2 separate regions of the Mus musculus genome follow, and region 2 is linked to region 1. A link is a loop called in an ENCODE intact Hi-C map of the cell type or tissue named here. Cell type or tissue: gastrocnemius. All regions are shown on one strand.

Region 1 (8,000 bases):
GATAAGTGGAGGACACTCAGCTATGAGTCAGAGAAACCTAAAAGCAAAAAGATCCTAGATTTGGCCTCATCTTTTGCCATCGATTTGAAAAGAAAGACTTTGAACAGCACAGGAGTGAGATTCTTAGTTCAGCTCACAGATGCTCAAACAAAGGTTTTGGTCAGCAGTTGAGTTGAGACAAAGAACCCAGGGAGCAGTGTTCTCTAGAAGAGAAGCAACGAGAGACACCGATTTAGGAAGTGCTTCTGAAAGCCAAGTATGGTGGCGCAGGTCTGTGATCAATAGCCCCTTCACCATCAAGAACCAATCATTCTATGTGTTGGGTGGCTTAGCCTAGGGTTTCTTGGCACCACAGGCAAGACAAATAAACTCATGGTGGTCCCCAGCCTATGTACTCTGGAAGCCAGTTGACCAAGGTCTTTGGATAGGAAGCAGCAATGCAGATGAGAGGCTGGGGCAGCATTGGAAAGGGAGGTGGTTATAATTTTACAAAGCTTTGTAAGTCTGAGTGTGGATTACAGTACTCTGTACCAACAGGAGAGGTGAGCCAACAAAGCCTCCCCTTTTGCAGCACACAAGGCAACGAGAACACGCCTCGCAGGCGTGGCATCACTGCCTTTGCTATTCAGGTTGGATGAGCACACACCCCATAGTAGTGACAGGTGACAGATTTACAAGATGTTGATGTGGGCAGTCTGTCCAGACTGGTGATAGATTCTCAAGTTCAAGAGGATCTCACCAGTCATTGGAAGCCACTGCTGCCTACAGCGATGGCTCCTTTCGTGTGGTTTGGAAAGATTTGCTGAAGTTTGTACCTTTGTGTTTATGGGCATATTTGTGCAGATACCTGCAGAGGTTAGGGGAGGACCCTGGATCTCCCTGAAGCTGGAGTTGTGACCTACCACCAGTCAAAGAACCTGGGAGGTCAACTTAGGTCCTCAGAAGAATAGCCAGTATTCTTAACCACAGAGCCAGCTCTCCAGCACCAAAGTTTTAGTTCTTCTGAAAATCTCCACATTCCCGTCATAGCTGCTCTTCAGTGGTAATCCTAAGGGCCATGCCTCTTGACACGGACCTGAGACACAGGGCAAGCCTGAACCTTTCCCTCGCCAGCCGAATAGGGTTAGAAGTGGTGACATGCCTATTTCAGGGCTAGGGCCTAGGATGGTCTGTAGGCTTCTGCAGCTGCACTTTACAGGGGAGAAGGAAGATGCATGGCCTGAGCTGTCATACAAGATGGTTGCTCTGGAGTCTTCATATGAAGAAGGCTACCGGGAGGCTCCATAGACTGAGAGCTGTGGTCACTGTCCCAGCAGCACACCAGGTGAGCCATCTTAATCACTTCAACCTAGTTTAGCCCCTGATGGCTGCAATCCAGCTGATGTCACATTGAGCTAGAGACCTGCCCACAGAATCCCCAGAAATGTGGGAGATTGCTTAAGCCTGTGTGTTGGGTGGCTTGATACACGACAAAAGGCACCTGTAGCTCCCATAAATAATCAGGCATAGATGAAGCTATTGGTTTGGGTGGTGTCGCTTGGCGGAGATGATTGATCTCAGGTGATGATGAAATGTCCTAGAGATGGCACCCTGACCTCGTAGTGTGACATCAGGCATCATGGATGGGCCATTAGGAGCTATTCTATGTGCTGGGCCTCATCTCAACAGCTGCATACTCACCCAGAAGCTAGTCCAACTGTATCTATGGAACATAATCCATTTGGGCTATTTGTGCAGGCTTTGGGGGTCATGAGAAGAATGCAAACAAAGAAGAACACTTTACCGTTTTTGAGAGTCAGGTTCTCACGGATCTCCTCATGGTCGCAAGGATGAGTGAAGTCAAAGATGCTGTGTCCTGTTAGTTCTACCTGTTTCAAAAGCAAGGCCAGATGCTGTTACTCCTAGTGATGAAGTCATTCGGACTCCAAGAGGAAGCTAGGATAATGTCTGCATTCAGAGACAGGCAGGGGGATGAACTGAGTGGTTATCAATAGTCTCCAGTCAATATTGGGTCTATGGACTTACAGACGTATCAGAGCAATGTTGATGGCAACAAGGGCTTGATTTATACTTTTGCCAAGTTAATCTAGCTAGAAGAGACCTGTCAGGGCAGCCACAAGGAATGTCAAGCCCCATGACATTGGGAAGTCCTAAGGACTGTCATCATCATATGGGAATGCATAAGGAAAAGTCAAGTAAGACTATGCCTAGGACCCCCCGTTAGTGTCTATCCCCAAATAAAGACATGTTTTTCCTACTGAACGAGGCAGAGGGTGTCACCTGAGTAAGTCCCATGAACTTGCTGATGTTTTCCGACAGAAAGATCATGTCACCGTCTTGGGTCACCACAGCAATGAAACCCTCCAAGGCTTTCAGGTACAAGTTATCCATTTGCTGGTCGGCCTCAGCTTCAGATTCATTTTCAGAGCAGACTGGAGAGAGAGGGGAATGAACAACAGGGGCACGAGTGTTAAAACAGACATGACCGAGGGGACAGGCATGGCTCCAGGGCACAGGGAAAGGCACACTACCAACCATCTAACATTTGCCACATGCCTGGTGGAACACCCAGGCCACATTGACAATGACTGTGGGACAGCGTGGTTTCTGTGGTAGCAGAATTTGCTGTACCAATAGGAAGGCTGGGGGTAGAGGCTACAGATAGAATGCTAGACCTCGCAGCAGCAGCAGCAGTTATTTTAGCTGCTAACGTAAGTGGAACATCAACCACAGACAGACCCAGCATTAAACACTCTACATTGGCTTTTCAATAACGCACAAGGCATGTACCATTTGCAGTCTCATTTTATAGTGCAAGACTTCTGAGTCAAGCCATTTTTCCAAAGGCTATGATGTCTAGAATGTTAGGAAGCCCCAGGAGCTAAGTGCAGGGCCACGTTCAACCACCTCACAAGCTTCGGAGTCAAATGTTGTATCTATTCCTACATCTGCTTCCCACTTGCTTATGACTTTGGGTAACGATTGAACGCTGGAGTCCTCCACCAGCAAACCAGGATAGCGATTCCCATCTTCATGAATTGTAAGGTTAAGTAAATTAACTGCTTAAAGTGATATCAACGACTACAAGCTCTACCTCATCTGCTCCCTCCTCTAAGACACCATTACTATCTCAAATCAGAGCCAAGGTGGCGAGTTCGTGGCTCACAACCTCACAAAGCTAAATAAGCCCTCACGCACATTACCATGGGGTACCAAAGAAGGGGTACAGAGAGCACAAGCTCCAGCAGTCAGAGGAGAGATGACTCTAAAAAAGAAGACATAGGATGGAGAGGAAACATGAAATATCTCCCACACTCATGGATTGGCAGGATTAAGATAGTGAGAATGGCCATCTTGCCGAAAGCATTCTACAGATTCAACACAATCCCCAGCAAAATTCCAGCTCCATTCTTCATAGAGTTAGAAAGAGCAATTTGCTAATTCACCTGGAATGTGAGTTCACATGAGTATGGAAAGAGAGGTCTGTCAGGCAACTGGACAGGATTGGGCCACCACTGCAGGACACACAGACAGCCTTCCTCCCAGGACAGACAAGAGGCCAGCTAGAGGCAGAAGATCCATGGCCCAATATCAGAGACTGGGACAATAAGGGAGCCCAGTGTCCCAAAGCTTCTCTTCCAGTCAAGGGGCAGAGAGGTGGCTTCTCAGAGCACCACTTTGGGGACATAAGTCCGGGGATAGATAGCACATAGAATAGTCGAAAGAGAATGGAACTTAGAGGCACAAAGCCGTGAGGGACAAGAGGCAGACACTAGGGGGCGTTGTGGGGGAACTCTACCCCCAACCATGCACTCTGTGTGTCCTGGACTACCAAGTCCACCTCTGCAATCTAAGCTCAGCTCTTGTTCCGGCTCCTGGCTGTTATCCTCAGACCACAGGCTATGCCCTCTTCTTGTTCATTATTTAATGTCAAATATGTGTGTGCTTTAGAAATCTGGATTTAACCAGGTGTGTTAGAGCAGGTCTTTAATCCCAGCTATCAGGAGGCAGAGGCAGGTAGATCTCTGTGAATTCCAGGCCATCTTGGTCTACATAGTGAGTTCAAGTCTAGCCAAGGCTGAGTGGGTGGGCCAGGACCTCTGGCGGGCCCAGGACTGCTATGCAACTTGCGGGATTTGTGCAAAGTAAAATAAAAACGTGGAACCCTCTGCTGAAAATTTAAGCTGAGCTCAGAGCCCAAGACCTGGCTAGTACGAGGAGGCCGCACCCCACCCAGGGTGGTGCTGGAAGGTTCTACCTCCTCCCAGGCTTCCTTCCTAATTCAGGGAAGCTGAAAAAGTGCCTTTTCTTCCTTTAACAACAACAACAACATCAACAAAAAGTGTTCAGAGGGTGTCAAAGCTGTCGCTCCAGAGACCACGTGCTGAAGACTATCCCCCACGTCAGGAAAACCAGCCAGTCTGGGCAAAGGGTGCCTGACCCCGGAAACATGCCCGGAGAAGGTTTCAGCTGCATTTGGGTTATAGGGCGAGGTGGCTACTTTCTCCAGACAGACAGAGGCTAGTGCTGAGGCCTACTGAGAATTTATTTTCACTTCAGCTTCTTTGATCTCAGTGGCAACACTGACTTCAAAATCTGGAGTAATCCCAAGACAACCTATCGGGGTTAACTAGACCCAGAGAAAATAGTTCTGCTTAAAGTTTCCTGTTTTTAACAGGCCCGGCACAGCCAAGCGGCCTTTCCGAACTGTCCAGCACGCTTACTTCCAGGAGGTGGCGAAATTGGCTACAGTGGCAGGTGGACTGCCCTTTAGAGAGGAGGGAGAAGGGTGTCTGGGGCCACAGACATGGAACATCTTGAGACTGAAGTCACAATGGCCAATAGCACCCTCCCCCACCCCTTCCCTGCGACCCTAGAGCAGCCCAGCTTGGGTGTGGCCCCTTCCTTCAGTGGAACTATTTGCTCTTTTAGCACCTGCTTGTCCTCCTGGGAGTCTCTGAAGGAACTTGGCTAGGTCACTCCCAGCCAAGAGGGAGGCAGACATCCCCCTGCTGCACCCAGAGCCCTGAGCCTCCTGTCACAATTCTGCTAAAAACTGCTATGCCTGGCGGCTGCGCACACCAGACCTCCCTCCCTCCCTGCAGTTACTAAGGCTTTTCCTCCATGGCTTCCCTGGCTCACAGCACTCATTACACACTCAGTCCTGTCTCAGGGAGAGCTGGGGATACTGCAAGGAAGGGTGCAATTCAGGAACCAACAAACTGCCAGGAAGACATCTGTCGAAGAGCCTAAGCCCCTCCTGGGGATGCTGATAACAACGGAGAGCAAACCATTGGTACAAAATAAAGTAGGTGCTTGCTAAGGAACTGGGCTGGGTGGTCTAAATAGCTCAGGTTCTACATCCTGGCCATTTGCTTCCCAGAATCTGTCAGGGTTCGAATCTCAAAGAACTGGTATAGACGAACTGTCTCCTTTGAGAAGGACCACGAAATTCTTTAATGCTAAAAATAGCCCCAGTAAACAGGCTTTGATGGCTCCCACCGCCAGGATATGTGCCGCTGAGAAGGCTGTGGAGGGCCTTTTCCGGAGCACTGCTCATTTCCTTTAGGCAGCACCGCCCATGTTGGGTGGCACACCAGTATGGTAGAGCCACTTGCCTTGTGTGAACTAGCAGGTGGCAGAGCAGGTGGCTTCTAACTGGGTCTTTGAGGCCTGGCTGTGCCAGCCGTAAGGCTGCTGCTTTCTTACTTCACCCGGATGATCCTTCTAGATGTTTCCATCTTCAAGAAACTCCTTGTTCCTAACAAGCTCCGATACAGGTTTCCTACTTCCCTGGTGCTTGCTACTTAGTTATCTCCGCAGGGTCTTTCCTTTCAAAGGCTGTGCACGCGTCTTCCGGGCATACTGACGGCAAACATAAAGAGTGTGGGCCACTTACTGTGCCTTATGCCGCACTGTGAGCAGGCTGGGGCTATCTCACACTTTCTGCAGAGTGATAGATCTCAGCTGGCCTTGCTGCTGCTCTCCTGGTGTGCCCCACAAGTCCAGCATTGGAGATTTTTATTTTGTTCTTTTCACACCTGCTCCCCCACCCTTGCTTGCTGCGCTAGCCTTCATAAAATGCTATGGGGCGCTACAGTCAGTGACTGTCGCTGACTGGCCAGACTCTTTGCTTTAAGAGAATGCTATAAGCAAGGTTAGACTTTCTTGAAGGGACCGCTGGCTGCTCTCAGCCAGTAACATCCTGGCATGAATCATCTTACTGGCCTCCTTCCAAACAGGACAGAAAAGGCCTTGATTTTGAGTATAGGTGGGGCCGGGGGAGGTGGGACAGTAAAACAATTGGGCTGAAAACCAGGGAAAACAGGTCTTACCACAAGGCATAGGAGGGCACAGAAATCACATCTGCTGCTGTAATTCTGTCCCCTTTGTCCCACTTTTCCTGAGAAGTCATGGTGAAAGCTTTAAAACCATGTCCTGGATTTTAATGTCTCAGGGATCGGAGAATCATATCCTGAGCAGACTGTGTGACTTCACTAGGCAAATGCCAGGAATAAAACATAAACAAATTCAAATCAAAATAATCAAAAATAAACTTGACATTTATGTCTAGAAACCTGGCTTTGTGCTGATCTCCAACTCTGCAGTAATGAGAATTTGATTTTTTTACATATGAGTCTGGGAAGCCTCAAATCAGAATTGGGGCGAATGCACATTCTATACATTTACTGCGGTCTAAAGCTCTTGGGACGCAGAAGCGACTCCACTTCAGCCCCAGAGCGCAGGGTTCATCTGGATTTAAGACAATCAAGTGATATTTCCACCCATGTTCCCGCCACAGTGTGTTCTGTCCTCCTGGGCCAGTGTGGAAGCAAGTATCGTAAAGCTATTGTTTCGGTTTGTTTCCTGTGATATGAATCTCAACTGTGGCCCGACTCAGCCTGGAGTTCTCAGCGCGGAGGCTTCCTCCCCAACATTCCCACACACTGCAGCCTACTGTGAAAATCAAAGGAAGTGTGCTGCTAAGTAAAGAAGAAACTGGCCCTAACGCTAAGCCTGGTATTTTTTAGGCGTTTGAACTCTGAGGTATACAAAACTCCACTTGCCTAAGTAATGAGTCTGTAGTTTGTTTTGAGTTGGGAAAGTATATGTTGTAACACTGTAACACGTAACTGCTAAAAGGTGGGTCCAAAGACATTAGAGTTCGCTCTGATTTTTCTCTTACATCGTTTCTTTTGTTAGACTTACTTCAAAGCTATAACTTGTACAACAGGCTAGACTTTCATATCATCCAACAATGTTTCATGGACTCTGCGGTCCAATGAGATAGAGCTGTGTACAATGTTTCTGAGAGAGATGGCAGCAACACCAATAAGCAAAGTGCAGGAGGATATCTGCTCAAAGATCCTCTAAACTTTTTGTCACATAAAACAAACAAACAAACAAACAAACAAAAAACCCACAGCACTTGCGAGGCAGAGACAGGCAGATTTCTGAGTTCGAGGCCAGCCTGGTCTACAGAGTGAGTTCCAGGACAGCCAGGGCTATACAGAGAAACCCTGTCTCAAAAAACAAACAACAAACAAACAAACAAACAAACACAACCCCCAAACCAACTAACCAACAAAAACAAAACATAAAGACCTATGGTTCAGGGTTGAAACGATGGCTTAGCAGGTAAAAAGGCCTTCTATTCAGACCTGACAACTTGGTTGGAACCCTATCCATGGTGGGGAGGGAGAATCAACTCCCAAAAGTTGTCCTTTCCTCCCCTCCACAAACACATGCATATAATAGGTGAAAATTTAAAACAATGAGCCACTTGGGTGGCTAAGTGCATAAGAGCACTGGCTGCCCAGGCATGAAGATGTGAGTTCGAGTCCTCGGCATTGACAGGTTGGCTGTGTGTGCCCGGAACCCCAATGTTGACCTGCACAGTCAGGATCCTGTGAGTTTGCCAGCCAGCCAACCTAGCTAAAATCGTGAGCTTCGAGTCGAGCGAGAGGTCCTGTCTAAAAGAAGGGAGGTTGAAGTCTTTA
Region 2 (8,000 bases), 51 kb after region 1:
ACAAAAAAACCAAAACTCTAAGAAAGTCATCTTTAGTACAGTTTAAATGCCAGGCTGATAGTGTCGTACAGCACTGCTCTACCAGGTTAGACTGTTGTCAAATGTTGAAGGAACACTAGTTAGGAGATAAGCTTCACTCAAGAAGCCCAGCCAGCATTGTCTCCTCGGCTGGGAAAACTGATGGACCTTGGGTTTATTTTAACAGAGGAACAATTAAATCTGCTGCCATCAGAAGCCAGCCACAGTTAGAAAACTTGAAGGTCCAGCTATCTCCAATTCCTTGCCCATCTTTGCCCTGGCACCAAATACCAGAAGCACTCCTGAAAGGTACTTGGACCCAGAGTCTAGCTTTGTGCCTGGACTTGGATTCCTGGCCACCCAAAGACCTCACTTCCATTTATCTTAATTGTTCTACAAATCCCCACTTGAGAGCATCCACACTTGGCTCTTCCTAGAATCAGGAATCCTGCTGGGTTGATGAGAACTCCAAGAGAGCTTGCTGTGGCTCCCCCAGTCTGCTAACCAGCCAACAAATAAAAGACTGGCTCCTGACTATCATGAAGGAATATATCCACCCACACAAGGATGTTTGGGACTAAAACAAGCCTTCTGGCCTCTGGAAGGGCTGTTTCCAGAAGGAACCATACAAATGCTCAGTTATGCCCTGGAGAAGAACCGGCCCTTGAACCACTAGTGGGTGGTATCACCAATCCGGGAACCCTTGCTGCTCACATTGATTTCCTGAAGCGCTCTGGAAAGCTCTGGGCAGCCATTTAAGGGACATTAACTTTTGATGCCCTGCTTCACAATTTTCAACTACATATTGATGCCCCCAAGAAGTCAGTCAATTTAACCAGAATCTCAAAACCACTATCCTAACAGGCTTTGGAAGTCTGAACCTACACTGAACCTACACTGCTTGCCCTGTTTTTTGGACACACACACACACACACACCCTGCGGGCCTGGCTACCACTGGGGCACTGCACTACAGGCCGAAGATTCCTAGGAGGTTCACAGTCTGTGTCACACTGGTTCTTAAAGTGGCCGCTGTTGTGGATAATTTGTAGTGTCATTATGCAACGTTCTTCTAGGCTCTGACTATACTCCCTGCCAGCCCTCGGCAAAGAGTCTCTGCAAGCTGGGTATGGAAATAGCTTTCCCCACTGATCCCTGACTCTCCCAAGGATTGATAGACCTAAGAGCAAGATGACACTTGACACTGATTACTGTCAGGTCTCATCTCGGACAAACGCGACAGTCACCCATAGACAAGGCAGTAATAAAGTGTTCAATAAGTGCTCCTGGCTACTCTGCTGTCCAACTTCGCGGTTTTGATGGTTTGTGATTACCCTCTGGCTGGTTTTACAGTTTGAGCTAGAATCTTAGTCTTTTTTTTTCTCTCTCTCTCTCTTGCTTCTCCTTCTCTACCCTCAAAGTACACAGAACCTCAGAGTTGTTTGGTGGGCGATAATGGGGAATCTAGAACCGGACTCAATACCTTCCCCCTCTAGAGATCCGCCAGCGCAGGGCGCGGGCGCCGGGCCAGGACGGGTGCGATTCGCTGGAGTTTATCAACTCCTTATCGGTGCCCTGAGGTGGGAGCTGCAGCTTTCGACCAGAGGATACACAGTTCCTGGCTCATGTCCCTAAGTGGAAGCCCAAACAAAAAGCCCGTTTGCTCGGGGCTGGGTCCTCACCGCCAGTCTTTTCCAGTCTGGCCACGGATCTCTGGCAGCTCGCGCCATTCTGCGGTCACGCGTACCATTCCGGACACCCCAGCTAAGTCGCCACGGAGCGCAGTGCTGGAAGCTCTAACCCACGGCACGCACCGATCGAAACAGGAGCAAAGTGCCAGGCGGCCAGCTATAAACTTTTGCAGGCGACGAGAATGTACCCAGGTCTGCGGCGGGGTCACAGTGTGTTCCCACCTCAGCTCCTAGAGCTGGGTGTCAAGTCACCAGATGCGGGGCGGATTGAAGGAGGCTCGAGGGCAGCGCGAGTTGCCCCGAGTTGCCTCTCACCCAGTGCCGAAAGGTTCGCGAGGACAAACCTTCGTGGCTGCCCTTCGTCTTAAGAATCAGACACTCGGAGCCGCCGGGTGTCACGGTCTTCTCTCTGCACACTAGAGCACCTGCCCCCGCAGGGCAATCCAGGTCACTCACTCCCCACTCTCTGCCGGAGTCTAGGTGTAGGGTAAGGTTAAGGGGGTTGAACAAACTTGGGTGCCGTCTGGAGCAGGACCCTTGACAGTGTTCCGGCTTCTCGGTCAGGGCGCACCCCAGAGTTGCGCTTTGCCCTCTGTTCCATGCTAGTTTGGGGCGCAAAGCCCGCATAGGAACGCTCTCGGAAAGACCTAGAGGGTCTTAGGAAAAGAAAGGCGTGTCTACTGCTCCAGCATGGAAACCCTAAGAGTCGAGGGCATCAGCCCAGAAACATTTCAAAACACTCGCTAGGGAAGCTTGGTGCTCCAGGGACGACAGACTTTGGAAGGCGCCGCGGAAGCACCCCTGACCTCCAGGGCCATCTCTCCGTGTCTCAAGGTCTCGGAACTATCCGCTTTGCAACTCTACTGCGACACCGCAGCTCCTTGTCCCTAAAGGCATCACCGACTCGCTTACTCAAAGCCCCTCAACAGCGGTCCTCCAGCCTCCGAGAACTCTCGCACCCCTCTCCCGACTGCCCCGGGTCGCGCCCGCCACGCGCAGTTCCGCCAATGCCTGGGACCAAGTCGGTCGCCAGCTTTGACTCCCGCTTACCTTTTTTTCTCCTTGTCAGCTGTCATTGTCGCCGTGGCCCTCCGAGACCCGGAGCACCTGGGTTCCTTAACCCCGTAGGGGCTGCAGCCGCTCTCTTTGCTGTGGCCCTCCGCAGCTCTCTGTCGCCCGGGCAGGTGTGAAAGGTCTTTAGTGCTCGCAGGTCCGAGAGTCCCGCTCAATCAGGTGGAAGTTTGCAGAGGGCTGGCTAGGTGCGGAGGAGGAGGAGGGAGGAGGGGGGTGACGGGGAGGAACCTGCAGGAGGAGGCGGGGCCGGGGAAAGGAGTGGGAGGAGGTTGTAAGACGCCAAAAGAGAGAGAGAGCAGCGACAAGGGACCTGGAGTTCCGTTTAGCCCCGAACAGGAGTCACTTTTCTGGGATCTGACAAATCAAAACCAACCAACCAAAAAAGAAAAAGAAAAAAAGAAAAAGAAAAAAAGAAAAAAAAATGGCTCGAAGAGAGCAAGTTGGAAAAAAATCCGGGGGCAAGCGAGTGCGGCCGCTGAGATGACCATACAGTCTCAGGACACTGCCGAGGATTGTACGGCCGCCTCAGGAGAGCTGGAGCGGAGCGCTGCGGACTCCGGAGCTGTACACCGGCCGCTCTCGAATGTCCGGCCTCCTCGGCTGTCAGCCCACTTTAAAAACTCGGACGGCCCGCCCGCGGGAGGGCGCGAGGGGCGCGGGAGTGGGACATCGGGCTGGGGGCGGGCCGGGGGCGGGGCTCCAGAGAAGCCCCGCCCCGCACGCTGGCTGCCTGCCCCGACTTCCCACCGTGTCCCGGCCAATAGGGAGGCGCGGCCACAGCCTCTGCCCTGACCCCGTCCCTCCCCTTTCTCTGGAGCTGCGCTCCTCGGGCGCCCGCCTGCCCTTCCTCCTCCTTCCGCAGAACTGCGACTTGTTTTTGAGGTCGCTGGTGGCGAGTAACTATATGGGACTCCAAATGGAAGCGCAGTTAGCGCAGGACTGAGTAATGGCGGGGATCTGCTACCCAAGTTCGGAGTATGCCTTTGCGCCAGTGTCCTTTCAGCCTCACTTTTCCCCTAAGAGCTAGGCTAGGGCAGGAGCGCTGGGTCGGAGATCGCGAGCGCAGCTAGGGCGTGCAGCGAGCGCCCAGCCAACCCCCCCCCCCCCCGCTTCCGGGTGCTGCTATAGTCCCCTAAACCATCCACTTGGCTCCCTTCGGCCGGCGGTAATGATCCCCAGGACCCTGTCGGCTCTTGTTCTTGTCTGCCTTGGAGGTGCGCTCTCTTTGGCCAAACTGACCTTGACTTCTGAGTCCCGAGTGGCAGAAAGTTGTGGGAGAAACTGGGACAAAAATGATCTAGGGTTGCTCCTGCCTGTGTCTTCCTCAACCGGTTTGTGGGTTTTGAGGTGCTCGTGGTAGACTGTTAGGTTTAAGTGTATGCCTGAGAGGAGAGCCTTGGAGCTCCCTCAGGCCTCTGCCCGCTCTCAATACCCCAGTATCACCGTGGGCTCCCCAGAGAGTTCCTGAGTGTGATGTTGGGATGTGTTGATAGCGTGTTCCCAAATCACTGGATGTGCTCTTCCGGGGTTCGAAGGATACAGCCAACTGCAGGACGTGGTGTTATGAAGTCTCCTCTTCCCTAGGCAGTCAGAGGGTTCTTTGGCCTTTCCACCTGTGAGATGCCCACTCCTGCTTTGATCTTAGACACTTTCCCATTTCCTACTTCTGCAGGAAAATCTCCAGAAGGAAGAAGGGCAGCCATGGATTTTTGAAGGCTAGGGAAAGAGCCAACGGGCTCCATAGTTGTGAATTGCGGAGAAAGCACGGTCCCTCAAATTGGGCTGCCCTGGTATCTAAAGTTTGTGCTTCCCGAACTATTCTTAAACACAAGTTTCCTAGTAAAATTATAACCAGAGACTGTGTGTGTGACTGTGTCTTGGGGTGGGGGCGATTTTTAAGTTTGTTTAAGCATGAAGAAGGTGGATACTTTTTGAAAGTCTTGGGGAGGTATCTGAAAGAATGAGTGCTTGAGCACTTGGAAATCAGTTGACACACCTGAGGGTGATTTCAAAGACCAGACCCTTTTCACTCTTGGAGGCTGGTGGATGATTTCCTATGACATTTCTACATCCAGACACCCTGGGTCTTAATAATAAGAAATTCAAATTGGTAGACACAGTAGTAATAAAATATAAACATATTTTGTTTGCTTTATTTTATATATTCTCTTGAGATTGGAATGGAGGGAGGGAGGGAGGGAGGGAGGGAGGGAGGGAGGGAGGGAAAGACCAGACAATAAAAAACCTTAAGCACTTCGACAGCTTCAAGGCCCCAGACATTGTTTTTCACCAGAGCTTCTGCTGGATTTGAGCTGTACTTGACAGGTGACTGGGCGATACCTGTAACCCGCAGGGAACATTTCAATAGCCTTGAGGTTATGAAATTCGTTTGAGAAGTTTTTGATTTTTAAGAGGAAAGATAAGGGCCCTGGATTCAATCCCTAATTCACAGTTACTTCTAAAGTAGGGGTTCTGGTCGGACATACTGGCTCACACCCTTAATCCCAGCATTCAAGAGGCAGAGGCAGGCAGACCGCAGAGTTCCAGTCCTGAGGGAAAACAATTTTTGCATAACATCAAGACCGGAGATGCTTGACCACGCCAAGTCCCGACTGCAACCAGTTGTCCTGGCGTGGAAATCAGCATCAGAATACACAGCGCAAGACCATCCCCCAACACGGGCCAGCCTGGGTTACAAAAAAAAAAAAAAAAAAAAAAAAAAAGTTCCTAGTCAGCCAGGGTTATACAGGGAAACCCACTTTGGGGGAGATGGAGGGGAGAGGTGTAAGAGGTCACTCAAGAATACTTCAACTTTCCCTATGTTAGTTGCATCCCCTCTTCCTAACCTACAAATTAAGTGCGCCTCGAAGATTCCCAGGACTAGACACAGACTTGCATAGAGCAGAGCCAGGTGGCCTAAAGACCTCTTAAGATGTCTTCCAGAGAAGACATGGTGTCAGCAGTCTTTGTAAGGAGCTGAGCATGTAAGCCAGACATAGACTTCTTTGAGGTCTTGGCCTCCATGGAAAACTAAAGGGGGGCAGCTCCGAATAAAGATGGTACGGTTTGGGAGGGGCTAAGACCTTAGCTTTACATGAGTGTCTCTGGAAGCATCTGTGTTAGGCTCACATAGCAGCAGAAGGCATCTTAAAGTCAAACTCTCATGCTGCTTAAAGCGGGGGAAGGGGGTACACAGATCACACATCTCCTAGAAAGTCTCCTCACCCGCGTGTCTCAGCCCTCTGAGGTACTGCAAAGACTGTGACATCAAAGGAATGTTTGCCTAGCTATTTTACTAAGAGATGAGACTGGCCAGGCACTGCTGGCCCACACCTTTAATCCCAGAACCTGAGAGGCAGAGACAGGCAGATCTCTGTGAGTTCTAGGCCAGCCTGGTCTACAGAGGGGGGTTCAGAACAGCCAGAGCTACACAGTGATACCTAGTCTCAAAAAAGGGGAGGAGGAGGGGGAGGTGAGCCCGAGACTTTAGTGCCCCTCCCATCTTTGTAGTGTATCCCATTAGAAGGATGTGCTATTGGTAATGGGTTAACCTCCAGAGCTACAGAAAGCTGGCACTTGGGATGCAGCAGAAAGGTGGGAGAAGGGTGACTCAGTAGTCCCCATCAGAGTGACAGGCATGGCCCCCGATATGGTTTGTAATCAGACTAGAGTGAGTAGGGCTCAGCAGAGTAAGCATGGAAGGCTGGGCTGTTGGTTTAGTGTTTGGTAAGCCTTCAGTTCTTTGTCACAATGGGATCAAGAAGAGGCAAGAGAGGGCCCTTAGAACTCAGAAATTGAAGGAGACACTCTAAATCATTAAAAACATGTACTTGCCACTGTTCTAGGGATATTCTGTCTCATGTAACACCACTCTGGTCTCCATCGACCAGTTATTTGGTGTGGGACTGTCAGGAACACGAGAGGTAGCGGAGAGGAAAGGCTATTTGAGAAAAGCCATTGCTCCTCCTTTCTGAGTCTCCCCCCCCCCCACCCCCTAGAGTTAATCTGCATTATCAACTTGATTGGATTTAGTATCACTTTGGAAACGCAGCTCTGGGCTTGACTCTGAGGGGGTTTCCAGACACAGTGATCCCAGATTGAATGAAAAGGAGGACGTGAGCTAAACACCTGTGTTCATCTCTCTGCTACCGCACTGCAGATGAACACAATGTAACAACCTGCTACTTGGTTCTCCCAGCGTATCAACAGCCATTCACGCCATTACACTACCCACAGCAGGTGGCTTGTGCCCTCAAACTATGTCCAAGTAAACCCATCCTGTCTTAAGTTGCTTTATCTTGTCACAATAACAAGAAAAGGCATACACACACACACACACACACACACACACACACACACACACACCACTTCCAAACGGAAGCCAACCCATTCTGTAACTTTACAAAACCTGTCTTGTAACTTCACTCTCTCACCCTGAATTCTGGTACCAGAAAATCATACTCCAGTGTGTGGCTCCTGGCCAACATCCTGAGGTCATTTCATAAACACATGCTATATAGATGCCATTAAACATTATGACTTTTGGCTTATATACTCAAGATTTGTTATCTTTCTAAAGAGGGTCTGTGATTTTGAGAAAAGGTTCAAACAATTTTTTTTTCTATTGGATTGTCTGACTCCTGATAGAGCCATTTGGTTACAACCAATCCTCCTCCTCCTCCTTCACATCTGGATTGCCAGTGACTCAGAGGCTGCTGGCTTCTGTTGCCAGATCTAGGTATAAGGTTGTAGCAAGGAGAGGCTGGGTTTCTCCCTGTGTCATTTAGCCAATGAAGGAGTCATTGATCCACAGCCACTTGTTGTGCTACTCCAGGGAAAACATAATGCGTCAGTCAAGTCCCCTCCCTCCTGGAGGACCCAGCCCATTTGCACAACAGTACCTGTCTTAGATTATGAGTGCACATTTGCTTACCTGGTAAAACCTTGAAACCAGCAGACTGCTTTTAAGTGATAATGATACTTTTGGTTACCGCCAAATAGTTTTTAAATTGGTAAATGTATATGATTGTATTTCTTTAGTTTTGATTTGTTTTTAACCAACTTGATGCAAGCTAATCATTTGGGAAGAAGGAAGCTCTATTGAGAAAATCCACTGGAGTCCCCTTTAGGCAAGTCTGTAGGGGCATTTTCTTAATTAATAATATGGAAGGGCCCAGCCCACTGTGGGCAGTGTCATCCCTGAGCAAGTGGTCCTAGT

What was found. Hi-C counts contacts between places; a loop is a spot of excess contacts. Peaks named below come from ENCODE experiments on the same cell type or tissue, not always from the same donor. Only the 100,000 strongest peaks of a DNase experiment are listed, where the experiment ranks them.
Region 2: a loop joins it to region 1, with 4 times the contacts of the local background. A loop is called at or near these places in 13 of 42 quality-filtered maps.

Annotation. Positions count from the first base shown.
Region 1 is chr17:86,799,625-86,807,624 of GRCm38, reverse strand. Epas1 (endothelial PAS domain protein 1) reads right to left here. Exons shown (of 16, transcript NM_010137.3): 3 at 2,281-2,432; 4 at 1,784-1,868. Among named protein-coding and RNA genes, the nearest start is that of Epas1, 50 kb to the right of the region's middle. In gastrocnemius, CTCF peaks have their summits at 3,765 (motif pointing right) and 4,731 (motif pointing right); DNase peaks (open chromatin) are centred at 4,769, 4,961, 5,579 and 6,118; H3K4me3 peaks cover 2,614 bases; H3K27ac peaks cover 4,899 bases.
Region 2 is chr17:86,749,067-86,757,066 of GRCm38, reverse strand. Epas1 (endothelial PAS domain protein 1) reads right to left here and starts at 3,203. Exons shown (of 16, transcript NM_010137.3): 1 at 2,759-3,203. The coding sequence starts at 2,784. In gastrocnemius, CTCF peaks have their summits at 703 and 3,381; DNase peaks (open chromatin) are centred at 2,815, 2,949, 3,484, 3,901 and 3 more places; H3K4me3 peaks cover 4,485 bases; H3K27ac peaks cover 4,659 bases.